Linked DNA regions of Mus musculus: region 2 is linked to region 1. Evidence: chromatin loops called from intact Hi-C (ENCODE). Cell type or tissue: left cerebral cortex. All regions are shown on one strand. Region 1 overlaps Nxf1 (nuclear RNA export factor 1). Region 2 overlaps Ganab (alpha glucosidase 2 alpha neutral subunit).

Region 1 (5,000 bases):
GCAGTAGTGGCATCCTCCACAAAAAAATGGGCCCGTGTATTTTCATAGTGAAACTGGAAGAAGGAAAACAAACAACATTCAATCTGGAGTCCACAGGTCCTTCCACAGCCTTTCAGGTCTAACTCTGTCTTACCTCGATGGGATTGAAGGGGACACTGCATTTGCTCTGAATCATGCTCAGAAGCCACGTTTTGTCATACTTTCTACCATAAGGAATCTGGAAGTGAGAGACAAGGGTACACATGTAACCAAGCCAGCATATTTCAGTTCTCCTTTTATTTTCTGCCAAGATTGAAAGTATTTCTAGTGCTTTATCAGAAAGCATGCTTAACGTGGCATGCATAAGGCTGAGTGATAGAAGGCATTTAGCATGCGGAGGTCTCAGAGATAGAAAGCATGCTTACATGCATGAGGCTGGTAGAGCCCTTCTATGCTAGAAAAGCTGGGTTTTTTTTCCCCCCCTCTTCAAGAAAGGACAAGAGATACAAACATGTTTGTATCCACTTGAGATACAAACATTCCTTAACTCCTTTCCATATACTTATTATTCCTGGCAAGATGACTCAGACAACATGGCTACATATCAAATGTATTAATTCTAAAAGTCCTAAGACATGTGTGTCTTACTTGTCCCCGAGAGACTCCATCGTCTCCTAGAATCACTCTTAGCTTAAGTGTTAGGCTACATCCTGACCACACTTATCAGATTCCCTTTCACATGTCACCTTGCCTATCCTTAACTCTGTTCTTAGATGTTCTAAGACACTCATTTGAGGAAAGAATGGATTAGCATGCTACTTCCCTGTTGAGTAAATGTTCGAGAAAATGGATTCGAGGAGCTTGAGAGAGGTGTCAAACACTTTCAATGAGTCTAGTCCTGTTTCCTGAATCACCTATTCTTCCAAGTACTCACTGTAATCTTGAACCAGTTCTTGGTGGTCCCATCTTGACTGGTGCCAGCCCCTCCTCTCTCTGCAGGAGCTCTGTCTCTCCGTACAGTAATATGAATTCGATCTCGATCATGCCAACCATCTCCCCGACGATTAGGCCGGTTGGTATAGGGATTGCTATTGGGAAGCAGAATTAAATTTCCATAAACACTAGGGAAGAGGAACCTGTCCTGCTAGTGAAACTACAGCTACTAAATTGGTTCTGTCAAGTATCACTTTACAAGGTAAGACCAGACACAACAAAGACATCAGGGCTACATAATTCAGTGGGTCACTATTCAAAGCAGACTAATTGGTCACTTACTATCTTACTCGGGGGCCATCCTGGGGATCATTCATTGCTACATCGCCATCATCTTCCTCAAATCGGGAAGACTGTACACCAGAACCACCTCTTCCAGACCTACGATTCCCCTCACCACACTTCCATCGGAAAGGCCCCCGGCCTTTCTTTCTTCTTTGAGGGAAACTAACACGGTCATCATGCTCTGGAGTTGGAAACAGACACAGAAATTAGTAAATGCATGAATGGTCTAAGTTACCTTGGTGTGAGCACCAGTTTCTAGTACTCTGTACTCTTGGAAAAAACAGATATGAACTATAAAGGTTCCTTCACAGAGATGCCTATGCCCTAGCCAGAGCAAAGAACTTTCTTTATTACATCCACATCGTGAACAAGTTATTGGAAAACTATAGAAATGTTGGGAAATAAAAGGGTCAAGAGGCCAGGCAGTGGTAACACATGCCTTTAATCCCAGCACTTGGAAGGCAGAGGCAGGCGGATTTCTGAGTTCGAGGCCAGCCTGGTCTACAGAGTGAGTTTGAGGACAGCCTGAGCTATACAGAGAAACCCTGTCTCGAAAAAACAAACAAACAAACAAACAAACAAACAAATAAATAAATAAGTGGGTCGCGAATGTACCTCAAGGCGCTGGAGAAATGACTTACCACACCACCACCATCCCATGGTTTCTCTGTGTAGCTCTGGCTATCCTTGAACTAACTGTAGACCAGGCTGGCCTCAAACTCAGAGATCCATCTGCCTCTGCCTCCCTAGGTGCTGGGATTAAAGGTGTGGGCCACAACCTCCAGCAAGATGACTTTTTTCTTTTTATTCTTTTCTTATATAAAACATTCTGACTAGAGCCTCTCCTCCCTCCACTTCTCCCAGTCTCCCCCGCCCCCCCCCCCCCCCGCAACTTCCCTCCTCCCACCCTTTGTCTACTGTTTCTGTTTCCCTTCAGAAAAGAGTAGGTATCCCAGTGATAGCAATTGAACATGGCATAACAAGATGTATGGCATAGTAAGATGCAATGACACTAGACACAACCTCTCATATCAAGACTGGACAAGGTAACCCTGGAGGAGAAAAAAGGTGCTAAGAACAGGCAAAATAGTCAAGACATCCCCGTTCCAATAGGAGTCCTACAAAAATCCTGAAGCTAAACACAACAACATACAGGCAGAGGACCTAGTGCAGACCCATGTAGGCTCTGTGATTGCCACTTCAGTCTCTTGTGAGCCTCTAGGAGCCCTGCTTAGTTGATTTTGTGGACTGAATTCTCCTGGTGTCTTCAACTCTTCTGACTCCTACACTTTTTCCTCCTCCTCTTCCTCATAGTTGCCCAAGCTCCACCTTGGATGTGGGTCTCCGCCATCTGTTCTCATCAGCTTCCATGCTAGGGCTAGTGATTGGGCTAGTCATAATGTTCTCAAGAAAACTAGCTAGTTGGGGATGGGGGGCTGGAGAGATGGCAGAGTGGTTAAGAGCACTAACTTGCTCTTCTGAAGATTCTGAGTTCAATTCCCAGCAACCACACTGTTGCTCACAACCATCTGTAATGAGATCTGGCGCCCTCCTCTGGAGTGTCTGAAAACAGCTACAGTGTACTTACAGGAAAGAAAGAAAGAAAGAAAGAAAGAAAGAAAGAAAGAAAGAAAGAAAGAAAGAAAGGAAGAAAACAAGCTAGCTGCTCTTCTAGAGGACCAGCTTTGATTCTCAGCACCCACTATACTGCACAACTGTCTGTAGGCCTCCACAGGAACCCCAGGCACTTACATAGTACAAAGACATACAAGCAGGCAAAAACACTTATATACAAAAAAGAAAATTCAAGCCAGGTGGTGGTGGTGCATGCCTTTAATCCCAGCACTTGGAAGGCAGAGGCAGTAATAGAAGGCTTGGCTATCACAGTCAATGACCTGGCTTTTATCCTCAGTATCTCCTCAAAATAAACAGACAAGCAACAAAAACAGCCCTTTTCATTTTAGTGTTAGTAGTCCATGGTTTTAATACCAGCAGGAGAATCCGGATTTCAAGGTCATTTACAGCTACACCCTGAATTTAAGATCAACTCATGCTACTACATGAGGTCTTGTCTTAGTCCAGTCTTTTTTTTTTTTTTTTTTTTTTTTTTTTTGGGTTTTCATGACAGGGTTTCTCCGCCTGCCCCTGCTTCCTGAGTGCTGGGATTGAGGTCTTGTCTTTAAACAAAACAAAGTTTAAAAGGCAGAAGGGAAGAGTCTTCCCACAAGTTCATGAGCAACCTTAACTAAACTCAGGCTCTGGAGTCTGAATGGAAGTTGACTTTGTAGTTAATTCCAGGGAATCCACTACCTTCTTCTGGCCTCTGCAGGCACCAGACATACACAAATATACATAAGACAAAATAGACATAGAAAAAAAAAAAAAACATAGAAAGAGTAGGGTTGGAGAGATGGCTCAATGGTGTAGAGCACGGGCTGTTCTTACAGAGGTCCTGAGTTCAATTCCCAGCACCCACAGTGGTTCATGACTATCTATAAAGGAATCTGATGCCTCCTTCTGGCATGCAGGTGTACATGCAGCAGAACACTTATACATTAAATAAATTAATTAAATTAATAAACAAATATGTAAAAATAAAAAAGAGTAATGAAAGGTGAATACAATTACAACTGTGTACATGTATAAAATTACCCCCCCCCAAAAAAAACCTTAGAATTTAAAGAAAAAAGAAAACCAAAACCACCCAGAAACCAGATCCTACAAAGAAAACTAAAATGTGGAAGTATGGGCAACCCCAAAATATAACCAGATTCCTGAAAACCACCTAAAATCTGCCACTTGCATATTCTTTTGCTTATGTGTACAGTTGATGGTCACAGAACCAGATGTTATGGCCACCACCTGCAATCCTGGCAATTGGGAAATGGAGGCTTCAATTACACAAGAAATCAAAGCTATGCTGGGCTACATGAGATTCTATCCCAAAAAATAAAAAAATTCTTACAAATAGGACGTATTTAAAGTCTCCTAAAAACAACTACCGCCGGGCAGTGGTGGCGCACTCCTTTAATCCCAGCACTCGGGAGGCAGAGGCAGGCGGATTTCTGAGTTCGAGGCCAGCCTGGTCTACAGAGTGAGTTCCAGGACAGCCAGAGCTACACAGAGAAACTCTGTCTCGAAAAACAAAACAAAACAAAACAAAACCCAAAAAACAACTACCATCTCCTGCACTCGGAACTTGGGAAATGCTAGTTTCTTTGAGCAAAAATAGCCTGCACCTCGAGGGACTTATTGATTCAGGGACTGGTGCAGGTTCCACAGTAAGGAGGTAGGGAATGTTCTCCAATATAACCATTGTTTGAAGCAGGAGGATTCCGAGTTCCAGATAAGCTAAAACCCTGCCTTAAAAAGGGGAAGAAGCCAAACACAGTGGCCCATATCTTTATTCCCAGACAGTGGCAGGCAGAGAACTGTTGAGTTTTGAATGCCAGCATGGTCTACTCATTGAGTTCTAGAACAGAGAGAACTACTCATTGACACACTGTTTCAATAAATAAATTAATAAACAAACAAGCCAACCAAGTGTGGTAGTACACTGTTTAAGAAGAGGATTGGAACTACAGAGTTCAAGGCCAGACCAGGATTGAGACCTGTCTCTCTTAGTGGGTGGTCTGCATATATGTAGACAAAACAAATAAAAGGAGGGCTGAGGATATAGCCCAGTTGACAATGTGCTTGCCTATCCTATCCTTCACACACACACACACACCACCCAGGCTGAG
Region 2 (5,000 bases), 150 kb before region 1:
TGTTCCTTCCCTCTGACTCCCCAAATTATATATTTTCTCCCCTTCTGGAGAAGTACAAGCAAACAGAGATGGCAGCTAGAGAGATATACTCACACTGCTCAAAGTTACTGGCAGATACAAGGTCTGGGGCCCATGATGCTTCTGATAGCTCTGAATGTCATACCACACCTGTGGATGACAAGATACTGGATCACTCAGTGCATAGGGGTTCCATGCTTTTGCTTCTTTGCCCACAATATTCTGTAACTTACTTCTTCTTGGCCAGGCAAATAGACCTGCACTCCGTGGGCCCCAGCATCCGATACAGGGTGAATAAGGAGTGCATCACCTAAAACATACCAGAATTAACAGGGAACGAGGGCATTTGCTGCCAGTCTAGAGAGCATTAGAAGATCTGTCTGTCACAAGTCCAGCCACAGTTACTCCAACTCCACACATACACATCCCACACATTGTTCTTAAGCTGAAGCCCAACCTCCTACCAGCTGTCCTCCCATTTCTCACCAAGCATGAACTGATCCTCTATACTGAAGGTAGACATATCCTCAGGATACTGTACCCAGAGGGGCCTAGGAAAGAAGCAAGACAGGAAAGGAAGCCATTATATTCTCAGAGGTCAAAGATGCTCTCCTCCAAGAGCTAGCAATTAGAATTGCACTGGGGAGAAATCCAGGAGCTTTCAGCCAATGGATTCAGGACTTTAGCTGCAGCTACAGAACTCCACCTTGCCCGGTCACTGTACTTTCTCTCTTACCTCCCTAACTCCACTCTTCTACCCACAGTTCTCTGTCTTTCAGTGGCTTCCTTGAGCACTTCAGTGACACATAGCTTGCAAGGCCCTTTAGGGGCATAAGCATCATCTCTATTCCTAATGACAATCTGTCTACCAGTTCCTTCCCAAGGCCCACTGACTTTTCTTTTCTCATTTTCTGGCTTGTTTCAGTGTTTTGGCACCTGCAGCCTCCTCGCTGTGGAATGTCCTTCCCTGAGATCACAAACACCTACTTCATTCATTGTACAGGTTCCTAATGTGGCTATATTCTCAAAAGTGCCTTTTGTGACTACCTAATCCTGTAACTTCATGTTTCTTATTCTTGTCAATAACTTATCACTGTGGGCAATCTTCTTCAGGTTAGCCTCCATTACTCACACTTGTTCCCTTTAGTCTTTCCATGACTCTCTCTTGTTTTTGTTTGTTTGTTTGTTTGTCTTTTGTTTGTTTGTTTGTTTTTCGAGGCAGGATTTATTTGTGTAGCCCTGGCTGTCCTGGAACTCACTCTGTAGACCAGGCTGGCCTCGAACTCAGAAATACGCCTGCTTCTGGTTCCCAGTGCTGGGATTAAAGGTGTGCGCCACCACAGCCTGGCAACTCTCTTTTTGAGACAGGGCCTTGCTATGTAGCACAAGCTGGTTTTGAACTTTCATTCCTCCTACCTCATACCTCAGCCTCCTAAATTTCAGTATTATAGACATATATAACAAGACCAGGCTTTTTATCATCATCATCATCGTCGTCGTCGTCATTGTCATCATTACAATTTTGAAGGCATGGAGGATCATATGCCATGATATGGTGGTCAGAAAAAAACTTGCAATTTCTAGGAGTCAATTCTCTACTTCCATCATGTTCTAGAGACTGAACTCCTATATTTGATAGCAACTGCTTTTACCCATTTCATTTGCCTGTTTCTTTTTTTGGTGACATTGGGGCTTGACGGAACTCATGGCTTTCTACATTAAGAGGCAAGTAACTCCACTACTGAATTACATCCTCAGACCTCTCTTCCATATTCATATTAAAACCTTACAAACAAGGCCCTGGAAAGGGAAAGAAATAGGCCCAGAGATGCAAACCAGACCTCATTATCTCCCAGTCATCTATCTGACTCTACACAGACCCCACTGACTAATTTACCTCATGACAGGAAACCCTTCCTTGTGAGCTTGATAGAAGAGGGTATACCAGAAGGGCAGCAAAGAATATCGCTGGAACAAGGCATCTCGGATTGCATCTTGGTATTGAGACGCTAACAGCCATGGCTCTCGCCGCCCAGTGTCCAAGTGGGCATGAGCCCGAAAGAACGGCTGGTAGGCACCCATTTGGTACCAGCGCACAAGCAGCTCTGGCTCTGGGTTCTTGAAGAAGCCACCCACATCCGCTGGGAGAGGAGAAGGAGCAGGTTGCAAAATGGCAAAGAAGAAGCGCTGGCAGCCATTCATATAAATATTCTTTGTTCATGCCCAGGTCCTTTGACTTTATCCCAATCAAAACCCCAAATGTCTCCTTCTCTTACCTCCACAGAAGGAAAGCCCCACCAGTGCCAGGCTGAGACACATAGGGATAGAGATCTTCAAATGATCCCATTCGGCAGTGTTGTCCCCTGTCCACACAGCTCCTAAAAGGGTCAAAGGGGAAGGAGCCTGATATAGAGCAAGGAACTCAGCCTTTATCTAGGTATCCTCTGACCTGCCACTGTCACTAGACAAGTGTCCAGGACACTCTGATGAGAGTGAAGTTAAACACAACTCTTTTTTGGTACTAGGAACTTAGCAAAGGCCTTGCATAAGCTAGGCAGTGCTCCCCCTCCATCCCTGCCAGAAGGCTTAAGCGAGGTTTAGATATACCATTCATATGTCAAAATATACAGCTGGAGGTTGCAGTGTGCAGCTCTCCAAAGATACTATGGCTCCTCTGATCTGGTCTTCATAATTTTGTGTTACACCTCTGTATTTGCTTACTCTTCCCTGGAGACAGAGTCATACTAAACACATCAGGGTAGCCTAGACTACCTGGACAGTTTAGGCAGCCCTACGACTAAAGCTATTCCTGACTCAGCAACCTTAAGTGCTAGGATTACAGGCATTTACTCCCACACACAGCTGCCACAGCTCTAGTCTCCAAACCTTACCAAAGCGCTGGGAGCCTGAGAAGAAAGCCCTACTCAGGACAAAGGGACGCTCTATGCCCCCAGAGCGCTGTATTAGCCCATCAGCAGTCGCCATGTGCTAGGAAGAAAGAGAAGAGAGTGAAGAACAAATGCCATCTGTCATCTGGTTGACAACTATATATTCTCCATGTTTAACTACTGTCCTCCCTTTGTCTGCCAACTTTCCTCTCCCGGTTCCTTACCACATATAAGCCATAGATGTTATGGATGTCCCGGTGCTCCCAGCCTCCATAATGCACAGCATCCTTCAACATGGTGACCTCAGGACCATTGAACACAGACGGTTCATTCATGTCATTCCAAACATAAAGATTAGGAGCTGAACCCTGAAAACACAGGTACCAATTATGTATGGGGGGAAAAAAAGAGGACGACGGTCGACAGTAAACACTGTCAGAAAGAAAGCTTCTAGAAATCCAGAACCAAGTCTTTTTCAGAATCCTCCAAGATCTTCAAGTCCCCACGAAATGTTATAGGTCAAACAAAAGCAATGGTCCTGAACTGAAAAGCTGATTCATGAAGGAAAAGTAGAAAAGACAGAAGGCATATGGATAGTCTTTCCTACCTCATAATTGTCAAAGCTGAACATGTTAGACCACCAGGCCCTCATCCTTGGATTAGTGAAGTCAGGGTAACTAGCTGAGCCTGAGAGAGAAAACACCAACTCTGAATTCCCAAAGAGGCAAAACCAAAACATAACAAAATATCTCTACCTCTTTGGCTGCTCCATAGCCTCCCCTTCAATTATGGGCCTGCCTACCTGGCCAGCACCAGCCCTCGTAATCAGAGCCATCCCGAGTTTTAACATACAGCCCATGGTTTCGCAATTCTTCGTGAACTCGGTAGCCAGAGTCTACCTTGATGTGGGGGTCCACAATGGCCACCAGCTGGGAACAAAGAACAGAAGGAGAAATGGTGGAGACTACCATGCCTCAACCCTATGCAAGAAGACCAAACACAGCTACAGGACCCCCTTACCTTCCGCCTCTTGGAAGCCAAGTGCTCAAGCATATTGAGGGGCTGAGGAAATCGGGTGGGGTCCCAAGTGAAGTACCGCTTGCCATCAGCATGTTCAATGTCCAACCAAATGACATCACAAGGCATGTTGTGATCATCAAAACCCTGATCCACTTCCAAAACATCAGCCTCATCCCGGTAGTTCCAGCGACTCTGGTGATAGCCGAGGGAGAAGAGTGGGGGCAATGCCTGGGTCCCTGCAGGTTTAAATGAAAGGGTCACTGGAGCTGAAGAAATAGCAAAACTTAAGAGCACTTGCTAGCCAGAAATGGAAATATCACCTACCTGTGAGACTAGCATACTGCCTAAAGACATCAAAAACCGAAGGGCCAAGCATTAGGAAAACATCAATAATGCCACTCTCTGACATCCAACGAATGTCTGTCTGTGGAGTCTCCCCAGAGCCCTGCAGGTAATCAAGCATCTTCCCAAACAGGGTCTGTGAAGGAGACAAAGGGAAGTCAGCTTTTCAGTGCCAACTTGAAACAAAAGCAGCACTTTCTCCTGAGTCTCACACAGCTGGCTCCTAACACCTCACTATAATTTAATTTAAGAGTCAAGTCTCTACCCCTGTAATCCTAGAACTTGGGAGGCAGAGGCAGGCGGATTTCTGAGTTCGAGGCCAGCCTGGTCTACAGAGTGAGTTCCAGGACAGCTAGGACCGCACAGAGAAACCCTGTCTCGAAAAACTGAAGGGGAGAAATAAAAAAAGAGAGAGAAAAGTCTCATTTCCTCAAGGAAGCGTTCACGGACCACACATCAGCTTGCCATTTACCACTCCCGAAGTCCTCTGCCTTATAATAACCTGATAATACCTGTCTTCTTCCCTCACACTGGGAGCTCTTTTCTTTCTTTCAAGACGTCTTTACTTATGTGTTTTATGTATATGACTGCTCTATTTGCATGAATGCCTGAATGACAGAAAAGGGCATCAGACAGAAGAGGGCATCAGATCCCATTACAGATGGCTGTGAGCCACCATGTTGTTGGGAACTGAATTCAAGATCTCTGGAAGAGCAGCCAGTGCTATTAACC

The links. Hi-C counts contacts between places; a loop is a spot of excess contacts. Peaks named below come from ENCODE experiments on the same cell type or tissue, not always from the same donor. Only the 100,000 strongest peaks of a DNase experiment are listed, where the experiment ranks them.
Region 2: a loop joins it to region 1, with 2.0 times the contacts of the local background. A loop is called at or near these places in 1 of 42 quality-filtered maps.

The regions. Positions count from the first base shown.
Region 1 is chr19:8,758,750-8,763,749 of GRCm38, reverse strand. Nxf1 (nuclear RNA export factor 1) reads right to left here. Exons shown (of 21, transcript NM_016813.2): 2 at 1,255-1,438; 3 at 914-1,067; 4 at 134-217; 5 at 1-53. Among named protein-coding and RNA genes, the nearest start is that of Nxf1, 4.1 kb to the right of the region's middle. In left cerebral cortex, a CTCF peak has its summit at 2,800 (motif pointing left); no DNase peak of the experiment used is centred here.
Region 2 is chr19:8,909,870-8,914,869 of GRCm38, reverse strand. It overlaps Ganab (alpha glucosidase 2 alpha neutral subunit), which reads right to left. Exons shown (of 24, transcript NM_001293621.1): 10 at 4,251-4,404; 11 at 3,927-4,162; 12 at 3,709-3,835; 13 at 3,514-3,593; 14 at 3,131-3,274; 15 at 2,910-3,006; 16 at 2,295-2,396; 17 at 1,916-2,159; 18 at 505-569; 19 at 252-328; 20 at 94-168. Among named protein-coding and RNA genes, the nearest start is that of B3gat3, 8.0 kb to the left of the region's middle. In left cerebral cortex, no CTCF peak of the experiment used is centred here; DNase peaks (open chromatin) are centred at 456, 2,157 and 2,857; H3K27ac peaks cover 1,433 bases.